Regions from separate parts of the Homo sapiens genome. Here region 1 is linked to region 2. The links are chromatin contacts, found by Hi-C in ENCODE. All regions are on one chromosome and are shown on one strand. Each heading gives the region's core, a stretch centred on a gene start or an enhancer-like site at or near the end of the contact. The rest is flanking DNA. Distances are from core to core; before and after follow the strand shown.

Evidence for each region. A loop is a pair of places that touch in the nucleus more often than their neighbours do. Pooled maps may share reads with other maps.
Region 1: a map with no recorded cell type shows a loop between it and region 2 (6-fold over the local background). The contact joins the promoter of SPATA2L here to the promoter of PIEZO1 in region 2. A Hi-C loop is called at or near these places in 1 of 37 single-sample maps with no recorded cell type and 4 of 50 pooled maps.

What each region holds. Positions count from the first base shown.
Region 1 is chr16:89,700,262-89,706,387 of GRCh38, forward strand. It overlaps SPATA2L (spermatogenesis associated 2 like), which reads right to left and starts at 1,444. Exons shown (of 3, transcript NM_152339.4): 1 at 1,367-1,444; 2 at 669-972. The coding sequence starts at 971. RefSeq lists enhancers at 1-47, 5,969-6,126, 6,126 and silencers at 1,050-1,149, 1,320-2,039.
Region 2 is chr16:88,781,081-88,786,717 of GRCh38, forward strand. PIEZO1 (piezo type mechanosensitive ion channel component 1 (Er blood group)) reads right to left here and starts at 4,140. Exons shown (of 51, transcript NM_001142864.4): 1 at 3,821-4,140. The coding sequence starts at 3,884. RefSeq lists enhancers at 99-228, 269-408, 429-798, 809-888, 3,371-4,284 and silencers at 2,969-3,288, 3,789-4,268, 4,309-4,638.

The DNA of each region.
Region 1 (6,126 bases), core at 194-2,693, 920 kb after region 2:
CAGCAGGTGTCCCCGGGGAGCCGCGGAGAGACTGCCGCTGCCATGGCAACCGGCGGAGGCGTAGCTCGCCCACGTGCCCAGTGACGTCATCGGCTTCCTACTCTTCCGAATTAGCTCAGAGCTCCCGGCGGCCCTGCCCCCTCCTGCCGCCAGGAGCTCACCTGGAGAGGCCAGGCCAGCCCTGGGCACAGCCTCCCGCCCCAGGCCGTGGAGTTCACTAGGTCTGAGCCCAGCCCTGAGACTTCACAGGGATGCACCCATCTGCAGTCCTCCCAGCCTCGGCGGCCTCCTCTGCAAATGGGATTGGCCCATAACCTGGAGGAATTAGGATGACCATGGGAACTCAAGTCCCTTCTGTGCCCCCGTCCTAAGATTTCCATGGCAACTGGGGCCGCGAGGCCTCTTAGGGAAGACACTGACGCAAGCTCTCAGGGCAGGACCCCGTAGGCAGCACCCAAGCCTGCCCTCGCCCACCCCATGTTCTCAGCCCTAGGAGTGGGTGCCCCCACACGCCCACGACCCCTCAGCGCTCGGAGCCTTGAGGAGCCCACCAGGCACTGAGGACACTTGAAGCCCCTCTCTCTCGAAAGGCGTGGTCCCCCATGGTCGGCGGCCCCGCGACCCGCAGGCCAGGACGAGGGGCGCGCTCCTCCTGGCCTGGCGCCTACCTTGATGGTGGTGAACTCCTTCCTCCAGGGCAGCAGGTACAGGTGCACCGCGGCGAGCTCCAGAAGCTCGAAGGCGCGAGCCAGGCCGCGTAGCGCGGGCGCCAGGTCGGCGCGGCCCCACAGCCCGTCGGTGAGCAGAGCCAGCGCGTCGTCCTGCAGCGCCCCGTGCAGGTCGAAGTCCTCCACCAGGATCTGCCAGAGCACCGCGCGCAGCGAGGGGTCCCCGCACACGCCCGCGCGGCCCCGTCGCAGCTCGCGCTCCAGGCACTGGCGGTAGTCCTCGGACAGCGAGCTGCTGCCCATCCTGCGGCGGACGGGGGTCGGGGGGGTCAGGGACCTAAGGCCGCGCCCAGCCCGCCGCGCTCTCCCCGAACCCTCACCCAGCGTCCCCAGGACCCCTCGAGCCTGGAGACCCCGCCCCCAGCGGCTGGGCGCCCCCGGTATCTTCGGCACCCCCTACGCTGGAGACCTCGGCCCCATCAGCTGCCCGCCCACCCAGCGATCCAGGCCCCTCCAGTTGAGCGCCCCCGCACCTCCAGCCCCTCCCTCCAGCCTGGGTACCTCGGCCTTCCAGGGGCGCCCCCGGTTATCGACCGCACCCTTCTCTAGAGACGCGCTTCCGCCCGCTGAGCCCTCTCCCGACCAGAGCCCCTTCGCCCGGCAGATGGAGCTGCGGATCCCGCGGGTGACGGCGCTACCTGTCTGTCCCCAGCGGTCTCCGGCCGCCGCGGATCAGTTCGGGCCTCCCCGCGCGCCGCGCGCTTCCGCCGGGAGTCGGCTCCGCCCGGGGTCCGCGGCCGTGACGCTGGGGGCGGGGCGGGGCTTGGCGCAGGCCCCGCCTCCGAATAATTTAGGAGGGGCGGGGCCTGGTGAAAGGGGAGGAGGAGGTGTCAGCCCGGCCGAGCCCCTGCGCGAGGCACCCCGAGAGCCTCCTGTCACCGCGTCGCCCGTCTCCTCGCGGGACCGGTATCGTTCACGACGCCGCTGGGCCGAGGGCTGCGGGCTCATGGCAGGCGCTCAGGGAACGTTGTGCCTGGGCCGCTCCTCCCCACGAGACAGGGACCCAGCCCCAGGCGACCCGGCCGCGGGGAAGCAGGTGCGCGGGCTCGTCCCCTGGGGGGTGGGGCCACCGGCATTACCTGGCGGGGATTGGCTGGATCCTGGGAAGAGCCTTTCCTGCGGGGCGGGGCCACCTGCATTACCTGGCGGGGATTGGCCGGATCCGGGGGCGGGCCTCCCCTGTGGGGCGGGGCCATCCCCTTGAGGGAGGGGCCCGCGGCACGGAAGGTGGGCGGAAGGACAAGCCTTTCAGCCTCGTCTGAAACAGCAGCCTCAGGTGGATGCGGGGACCTCAGATTCTGTTTATGCTGGCTCCGCTTCCCGGCCTCCTGCACTTGCCATCTGCAGCCCTTGAGAGCATCGTCTGGGCGGGTCTCTGAGGCAGGGCGAAGCCGCCCCCCTCTCTAGGCTAAAAGCTGACCTGGGCTGCGGATCCACCCAGGCTAAATCTGGGCCACGACTTCCCGGGGACGTTTTCTTCGCTCGGGTTCCTCTGTTCTGTGCTACAGCCACTTTCTCGCATTGCCCAGAAGTAGAGGAGGATGAGGGAGACCCTTGGAGGTCCCAGCCGAAACCCACCCCTACCCCACACCCCCGCTTTGGGCAGGCTTTGCTACTTCACGTCTGTGTCCCTCATCTCTCCAGGCCACCAAAACCAAGGCCCAAGTTTGTTGAAACTTTCCCTGGGCCTGGGCGGCGAGGTCCCCCCTTTTTCTTAGATTTTTTACCTGGAAGTTCCCTGCTGGCATCTTAGAAATAGTGATCATGACCGGGTGCGGTGGCTCACGCCTGTAATCCCAGCACTTTGAGAGGCCGAGGCGGGCGGATCACCTGAAGTCAGGAGTTCAAGACCAGCCTGGCCAACATGGTGAAACCCCGTCTCTATTAAAAATACGAAAGTTAGCCGGGCGTGGTGGCACATGTCTGTAAGCCCAGCTACTTGGGAGGCTGAGGCAGGAGAATTACTTGAACCTGGGAGGCAGAGGTTGCGGTTGCAGTGAGCTAAGATCGTGCCACTGCACTCCAGCCTGGGTGACAGAGCGAGAATGTCTGGAAAAAAAAATCGTGATGCAGTCGGTGGATCTCCCTGAGTTATCTAGGTGGCCACCTCTGGACAGGGAGCTCTTTTACTTACTGTTTACTGAACTCACTCTTGGTGCCCAGTGCCACCATGGGTCCACACCAGTCCTCAGGACAGCTAACTTCGTAAGTCTCATCTTTATTCTTCTTCTGATGCGGAGGAGGGTGGAGGTAACTGTTCTGCCTTTGTCCTCACTGAATTTGGCAACACCAGTCCATCCATCCAGCAGTGGGCCTAGCTCTCCTCCCATAGGCCTGGGTGGGTTTTTGCACCTGCCTCAACCCATGGAATAGAACTGATGTGGAATGAATTCCAAGGCTAAATCATAAACATGCCATACCCTGGCCTTGTCTTGAGATCCTTGGCCTCTGACATGGTTTGGTTCTGTATCCACACCCAAAATCTCATCTTGAATTGTAATCCCACAGGTCTGGAGCAGGACCAGGTGGAGATAATTAAATCTTGGGGGCAGCTTCCTCCATGCTGTTCTCGTGATAGTGAATTCCACGAGATCCGATGGTTTTATAAGGGGTTCTCCCCTTTGTTCAGTGCTCATTCTCGCTCCTGTCGCCCTGTGAGGAGACGCCTTCTGCCATGATTGTGAGTTTGCTGAGGCCTTCCCCAGCCATGCGGAACTGTGAGTCAATTAAACGTCTTTTCTTTATAAATTATCCAGCCTCAGGCAGCTATTTACAGCAGCATGGGGACGGACTAACACACCCTCAGAACCCAGCCACTAGAGTGAGAAGGCCACGGCCGTGTGCAGAGCTTTTGGCCTGCAACTTCGACCTGCGACTCACATTCACCTGCAGCCTATTCTTGGGACTTTTTTGGAAATAGTTTTTCCAGACAAAAATCAAGATGAGTTTGTTCTGGGCCGAGCGCAGTGGCTCACGCCTGTAATCCCAGCACTCTGGAAGACCGAGGCAGGTGGATCACGAACTCAGGAGATCGAGACCATCCTGGCTAACACACTGAAACCCCATCTCTACTAAAAAATACAAAAAATTAGCTGGGCGTGGTGGCGGGCATCTGTAGTCCCAGCTACTCGGGAGACTGAGGCAGGAGAATGGCGTCAACCCAGGAGGCGGAGCTTGCAGTGAGCCGGGATCGCGCCACTGCACTCCAGCCTGGGCCACAGAGCAAGACTCTATCTCAAAAAAAAAAAAAAAAAAAGGATGAGGTTGTTCTGGGTTGGCATGGGCCCTCAATCCAGTATGACTGCTGTCCTTATGAGGAGAGAGAAACTTAGATATGAACGCACAGGAGAGAAGACCGCTTAAAGACGGAGGCAGAGTGGAACGAGGGTGCCGTGAGCGAAGGTAACACAGCTGTGTTAGAGCCACCAGAAACTGGAGGCAAACAGAATTCTACCCTAAAGCCTCCAGAGGGAGTCAGCCCTGCTGACAGCTTGATTTTGACTTCAGGCCTGCAAGATGGTGAGAGAGAACATTTCTGTTGCTGTAAGCCACCCATTTTGTGGTCGTTTTGGCAGCCCCTGGCAACACATCCAGTCCTCACGTCGTCGTTCCGACAGCCCTGAATGAGGTCCCAGCCGACAGCTGGCACCAACCATAGACAGCAGACAGCTCTTCGGATGAATCCAACCCCTGGTCATTGGGTTACCACCTAGAAACAGCCTCCCATGATGCTGAGGAGCCATCTGGCTGATTTTTGTACTTTTTGTATTTTCAGCAGAGACAGGGCTTCACTATGTTGGCCAGGCTGGTCTCAAACTCCTGACCTCAGGTGATCCACCTACCTCGGCCTCCCACAGTGCTGGGATTGCAGGCGTGAGCCACGGTGCCCAGCCTAATTTTTAACTTTTTAGTAGAGAGGGGGGCCTTACTATGTTGCCCAGGCTGGTCTCAAACTCCTGGGCTCAAGTGATCCCCCCGCCTCAGCCTTCCGAAGTGCTGGGATTCCAGGTGTGAACCACCATGCCTGGCGTCTTGAGTATTTAAGCCCCTGAGTTGGGGTAGTTTGTTAGGCAGCGGTGGCTACGTGGGCTGTACACATTCACGGCTCCCTCCCTTCCTGCCCGGGGATGGACACTCCATGAGCTGCCGTGTGGATTCTCCGTCCTTCCCTGCCCTCCCGGGACAGACACTCCATTGCCTCCACTGCATATACATCCTCTAAAACCGGCAGCAGCCTTGCCAGGTCGGAGGTTCCGTCCACACTTACCTGGACTCCAGGACTGCACCTGGTCCCCTGGGGCCACTGCCGTGTCCACCCCACAGTGTGCGTGAGCTCCCTCCCCCTCCTGTACTCAGCATCGTCCAGCTTCCTCATCTTCTCCGGTCCAATGGATATAAGGTTACATCTTGTTTACTTTTCATTTGATTTTTGTTATGATTTGGACACTGCTTATGCAGAATAGTTTTATTTTTATTTTTTTTTAGATGGAGTCTCGCTCTGTGCTCAGGCTGGAGTACAATGGCGTGATCTCGGCTCACTGCAGCCTCTGCCTCTCAGGTTCAAACAATTCTCCGGCCTCAGCCTCCTGAGTAACTGGGACTACCGCCACCACGCTCAGCTAATTTATGTATTTTTAGTAGAGACGGGGTTTCGCCATGTTGGCCGGGCTGGTCTCGAACTCCTGACCTCAAAAGAGCCGTCCGCCTCGGCTTCCCAAACCGCTGGGGTTACAGGCATGAGCCACTGCGCCCAGCCATTACTTTTTATTTTATTTTTATTTTTTGAGACGGAGTTTCTCTCTGTCGTCCAGGCTGGAGTGCAGTGGCACGATCTCAGCTCACTGCAACCTCTGCCTCTCAGGTTCACGCCATTCTCCCGCCTCAGCCTCCCGAGTAGCTGGGACTACAGGTGCGGGCCACCACGCCCGGCTGATTTTTTGTATTTTTAGTAGAGACGGGGTTTCACCGTGTTAGCCAGGATGGTCTTGATCTCCTGACCTCGTGATCCGCCCACCTCGGCCTCCCAAAGTGCTGGGATTACAGGCGTGAGCCACCGCGCCCGGCCATTTGTAGGATTTCTAAAAGGAAGCTGCTATTATTCATTCCTGTCTTATGGGGGAGCTGCAGGCTCAGCGAGGGCAAAGCTGCACAGCAAACAGCAGCACTTGAACATGTCTGCCGGGTCTCAGCGCCAGGGATACAGCTGAGCCAGGACGTTCCCGGCCCCCACAGTGTGCAGGCTGCAGGTGTGGCCCCGATGCCAAGCCAGCAGGGGCTCCCACGCCAGGATTTGTTCAAGACACAGCTCATCTCCACCATTCTATGAAGCGGACTTTAAAATCCCATCTTCTAGACACCAACGCTGAGGCCGGAGCAGCCCAAGCTCCAAGGCACCGTG
Region 2 (5,637 bases), core at 2,890-5,389:
TGCGGCTCTCACTGGACCCTGACGACTGCGGTGGTCCCATCTCAGGAGTGGGCTGCAGCGGGCAGATGAGGCCGTCAAGGCCCACGGTGGTTCCCCTTCATCTTTGAGCACCGAAAGCAAATGCACTGCCGAGTCAGCACAGGAGAGACACCGCCCAGGAAGCTGCCTTGGGGCCAGGATCAGAGACTGTGCGCCCCCACCCACCCCCAGAGGAAACTTCCTCTCTGTGGGACCCTGGCAGCTGGGGCTGGAGCTCCCTGTGTCCTGGGCACCAGTGACCCGCTGCGGGACGAGCACCCGCTGTGACCCATCCTCAGCTCCTGGGCAGTCCCTGGCCCCTTCCCCAAACACGCACACATGTGCACACTCACACCTGCAGCCCTTGGTGCTGTGAGGCAGGCCCCAGGCTCTCCTGCTGACTCATCCAGCCTCCAGGCCCAGCATGGGGACAGAGTGCGCCCCTCTGTCACACCAGGGAGCTGATGCTCAGAAGGGGCCCCCAAGCCACAGAGGAAAGCAGCTCCCACCCTACTCTGCCACGGCCATGCTCTTCCCAGCACCCTCGGATGGGACAGGCCAGGGTTCTGTGCAGGTCCTGAGACCCGGGCACAGGCCTCCGAAGGGTGACTCTGCCATGCTCAGCTCAGAGGGTCTGCACTGCTGAGCAACTGTGAGCCGAGTGCCTGCTGTTCCCCAGCTTCTCGGCCGCCTCCCAGGAGTGGTGAGACCCTGATGGTGACAATGTTCTGAAAAAGGAGGCAGCATCCCTCATGCTAAATGGTGACACTTCTCAGTGACAATCAGCCTGAAGGAGGTGACGCCCAGCTTGCCGGCCGTGGGTGTGCCCCTAGGCTGTGCCACGAGGCACCCTGAAAAGCAGAAGCCATATTGTCAGCCCACGTGGGTGTCCCACAGTCAGTGACACGGTGGCTCCTCTCGCACCAGCTGGCTTTCCGCAGCCCTGTCTAGATTTCCCACTGATAGAACTGGAGGTGCGGTCCCATATTATCAGAATCACAAATGTCCTGCCCTTTTTTTTCCTTTTTCTTTTTTGAGACAGGGTCTGTCACCCAGGCTGGAGTGCAGTCATACAATCATGGCTCACTGTAGCCTCCAACTCCTGGACTCAAACAATCATCCCACCTTGGCCTCCTGAGTAGCTGGGACTACAGGTGCACTACCACCATGCCCAGCTAATTTTTAAATATTTTTCATAGAGATGGGGATCTCTACGTTGCCCAGGCTGCTCTCGAATGGCTACGCTCAAGCAATCCTCCCACCTTGGCCTCCCGAAGCTCTGGGATTACAGGTGTGAGCCATCGCGCCCAGCCCTGCCCTGACATCTCTCTAGAAGAGATGGGCCCTGATCCCCCAAGGCTCCAGCAACATTAGGTGAGACTGCTGAAGGAGGCCCCTGCTCCCTGTGGGTGGGGCAGCTCCCTGCCAGATTTTTGGGTAATGATCCTGCACTGGAGAGGGAGGGCGTGGGGGCCAGGGGCACCCCAGGATGACTCAAACCCTCACCAGGCACTGTCTGAGCCAGCGCAGGCACACACTGACTAATGCCTTCTGAAGGCCTCATTCATTTCCAAAACACGGTAGAACTGCTTCCAGCCAAAGCTCGCCAGAGAGGGAGGGGGCACTCCAAAGACAGCAAAGCCAGTGTCCCACCTCCGGCCAGGCCAGCTGAACCTGCACATCGCGGGTCCATCTGGAGCTGCCCACACCCCAGGGCCAGAGAGCCTGACTCAGGAGTCCCGGCCAGCAGGCAGGCAGGCAGGGTTCTTGGCCGGCTCCACTTCCATCTCCCCCAGGTGACTGAGAGAAAACACTGAGTGAGGCCCAGGCCCCACGCCCCATCCCCAGACACAGAATCAGTGTGGGGTATGGCCCGGGCTTCAGCATCTTTCAAATTAAGAGACTTTATTTGGGACCAGTTTTAGGTTTAAGGAAAGTACCATACAGACAGACAGTCAGTCATCACTATTCTTTAAAAGTTTCATAGAAGACTGACACGGGGCCTGGGTGAGCACCCCTGGGCTACCTCCCCATCCTCCCCAAGGAGGCCAAAAGCAAGAAGAACAGTGATCCCTCCCCCAGATCCCCCACGCGGATAGCAATCGAGAAGGCAGAACCCAGGCCCCCTGACCAATGCCCAGGGGGCAGCAAACCACATGTGCCACAGAATCGGGCTCAACACCTGTTTAGGTACAGCCCATGAACTCAGGAGGGCTTTTACATTTAATGGCTGGAAAAATACCAGAAGAAGAAGATTTTGTGACATGAAAATATTTACCATCTGGTCATTTAAAGAAAAACATTGCCAACTCTGCCCAAGGAGCAGCTGCCATCTGAGAGGGGGGGCATTCCCTGCAGGGAGGACACCCGCTCCCACTCAGACACAAGAGGAAATGGAACGATCAGTGTGAACGGGACGTTTCAGAAGCTTTCCTGTTTCCCTCTCTAAGGCCTGTCAGCTCTAGACTCTGCCTCTGTGCCAGGCTGTCCTGCTTGTTTTCAAGGCACAGGAAGGAACACAGCCGGGCCCTGTTTACGGCCCATCTGACCCTGCACTGGGAGCAGGTCCCAGGCTGCCCAGTCCACACAGGGCTGACCGCACTGAAGAGAGTTGCTCAAAACCTCTCCTCTCCAGCCTCAATGGTTTTCATTGATTCCTGTCTAGAAAATCTTCCCCAAGTTTCACCACCTTTCTGTGCGACCGATCAAAACGCAGTCTGTCTGGGAGCCTCAGGCAGGCGGCTCTAGATCCCCAAAGCTAGCGCTGGGCGAGCTCCCACCTGGAGCGAGGCAAGGGCTCCGAAAGGGCTTTTACAATCAAAAGGCCCCACCTGCCGTGTCCATGGCGGACTCCCAATGCAAACCGTCCCACTTGTCCGTGGGTTAATTCCATCCGACTGCTTCCCAGATCAATCACACGTGGGGAGCCCCCGGGCGGAGGGCGCGGACCCTGGGTCCCGGCTAGGCCAGGGTCGGGGAAGGGTAGGGGTGCCAGGCCGTGCAGCACCAAGCCACCCGGGTGTGCTTCGCGAAAGGGGCACCACTGCCCGGCAAGCAGGGAACACAGATGCCAGGACTGGGGACCCCTGCCCCGCCCTGACACCAGGCCACAGCCTCCGGGGGTGTCCCCTCCCCCAGACCAGGGCAGAGGCCGGCCCCCGCCCCTGCGAAACTGAGCCCAGTAGGGCAAGGGAGGACCAGGGAGGAACCCACACTATTTTTTTCCAAAGTGTGGGACCGCCTCAGTCCGGCAGAGGGGGGTGCAGCGGTGAGCGGGGCTGGGCCCTGGGCACGGACGTTCGTTGGGCTCGGGAAGCTCCAAATTAAACAGCTCCAGGCAGGAAGCCCGCCTTCTCCCAGATTGTCAGGAAGTCCTGATGCAACTTTGCGCTTTTTTTTTTAAACCCGAAAGAGAAAAAGAGATTCGTGCTCCCCCCACCACCGCCGCGGCCCTTCCCACCGGGGCAAACACCGCCTCGCCCGGCGGCCTCCTCTCCGCAGCGCCCCGGCGGAGACGCCAGCCGCGCTATGCCCGGCGCTCGCTCGACCGCCCCCGTGGGCACGCGGTGCCGTCTCCCCCAGCCGCCGCCGCCCTTCCAGCCCGGCCCTGGGACAGGAGCCCCGCCGCCGCCTGGCGCGCTCATGCTTCAGGAATGCGGGCGCCCGGGTCGCGCGTCCCTGGGAATTTCCGCGCCCGCTCGCCCGCAGCCCTCGCCCCGGCCGGCGTCGTCCGGTGTCCAGGCCGTGGGGAGCCGAGACGCAGCCCCCTCCCGTCGCCCCCAGGCGCCCGCCCCCCACTCACCAGCCAGCAGCGCGCAGGGCAGCAGCAGCCAGTACAGGACCGCGCCGAGCACGTGCGGCTCCATGGCTGGAGGGCCCAGGGCCCGGCCCAGACCGAGCGGACGCCGCGGCGCTATGGGGCGGTGCGGGGGCCCCGGGGCCGGCGCGCCATGGCTGACCCGCGGGGACCCGCGCGCCGCCTTCTCCTCTTCCTCCTTCTCCTTCGGCCGCCCCGCCGGTGCCGACGTCCCGGGCCCGCGCTCGCTCAGGCGACCGCCCTGCCCCTCGGCGGAGCGCAGCGCTCGGCTCACTGGGGCCGAGCTGGGCCGGACGGCGGCTCCCGCCCTCCTCCGCCCGCGGGCCTTTATAAGCTCGGCCCCCTCCCGCCCTCCCCGGCGTGCCCGCCTCCGCGCTTCCCCGACGGCCCGGCGCGCCCAGGCACCCCCTCCGCTGTCCCGCGCGGCCCGTCCCGCCTCCGGCCCGCCCTGGTGCGTTGGGGCCTGGAGACCCCCGACTGGCGCTGGCCCGGAGCGGACCCCTCCCCTCCCGCAGTCTTGGCCCCGCGGCTCCGAGCGTGCGCGGCGGTGGGCAGGGGCGCTTCTCGCTGGGTGGGCTGCGGCTGGGGCCCGGGCGCTACATAAGGGGTCCCGGGGCCTCTGGCTCCCCCAGGCAGCGCCCCACGCGCAACTGCACCCCGCGTGCCCGAGCGACTTTCGCTTTGCTCCCCGAGGCGCGAGCACGCAGCGCCCCCTGGGGACCGTGGGGAGGCTCGGAGTTCCCGCGGCGGCCGGGCCTAGTGGTCCCGGAGGGAGCACGCGGGATGCTCGGGTCGCAGCAGTGCCGCGATCCGCGTTGGTCTGACGGGGGCTCGGGGGCTGCTCCCAGCCACGCCGGCCACCGCGCGCGGCTTTGCCCGGGTCGCTCTGGCGTGAGACGGTGAGAGTGAGAGCCACGGCCTGTGCACCTGCTGCCGCGGCGCCCTGCCACGGAGAGGTAGGGTCTGAGTCCAGGGTGTTCGGGACCCTCACCCAGGCCACGTCAGTTTGGCCTTCGTCTGCCCTTGAGATGGGCACAGAAAGAGGGCAAAGGGCTCTACACCGTTTAATTGGGCTCAGTTCATGGCTCTCAAACTCAGCTGCGTAAGGCAGGGAGTGGGGCTGGGGGGACTGTGGCCACTGAGCCTCAAGGCACTGGCAACTCATGAGAGCCCAGCACAAGCCCACACCCTCCAGCTCAAAAAAAAAAAAAAAAAAAAAAGATGGCGGGGCAGTGGCTCAGGCCTGTAATCCCAGCACTTTGCGGGGCTGAGGCAAGGGGGTAGGGGGTCGGGGGATCACTTGACGTCAGGAGTTCGAGACCAGCCTGGCCAACATGGTGAAACCCCGTCTCTACTAAAAATACAAAAATTAGGCCGGGCGCGGTGGCTCACGCCTGTAATCCCAGCACTTTGGGAGGCCGAGGCGGGTGGATCACCAGGTCAGGAGATCGAGACCATCCTGGCTAACACGGTGAAAACCCATCTCTACTAAAAACATAAAAAATTAGCCGGGCGTGGTGGCGGGCTCCTGTAGTCCCAACTACTCGGGAGGCTGAGGCAGGAGAATGGCATCAACCCAGGAGGCGGAGCTTGCAGTGAGCCGAGATAGCGCCACTGCACTCCAGCCTGGGCGACAGAGCCAGACTCCGTCTCAATAAATAAATAAATAAATAAATAAATAAATAAATAAATATACAAAAATTAGCCGGGCGTGATGGCAGGCGCCTGTATTCCCAACTACTCAGGAGGCCGAGGCAGGAAAATCGCTTGAACCTGGGAGGCAGAGGTTGCCGTGAGCCGAG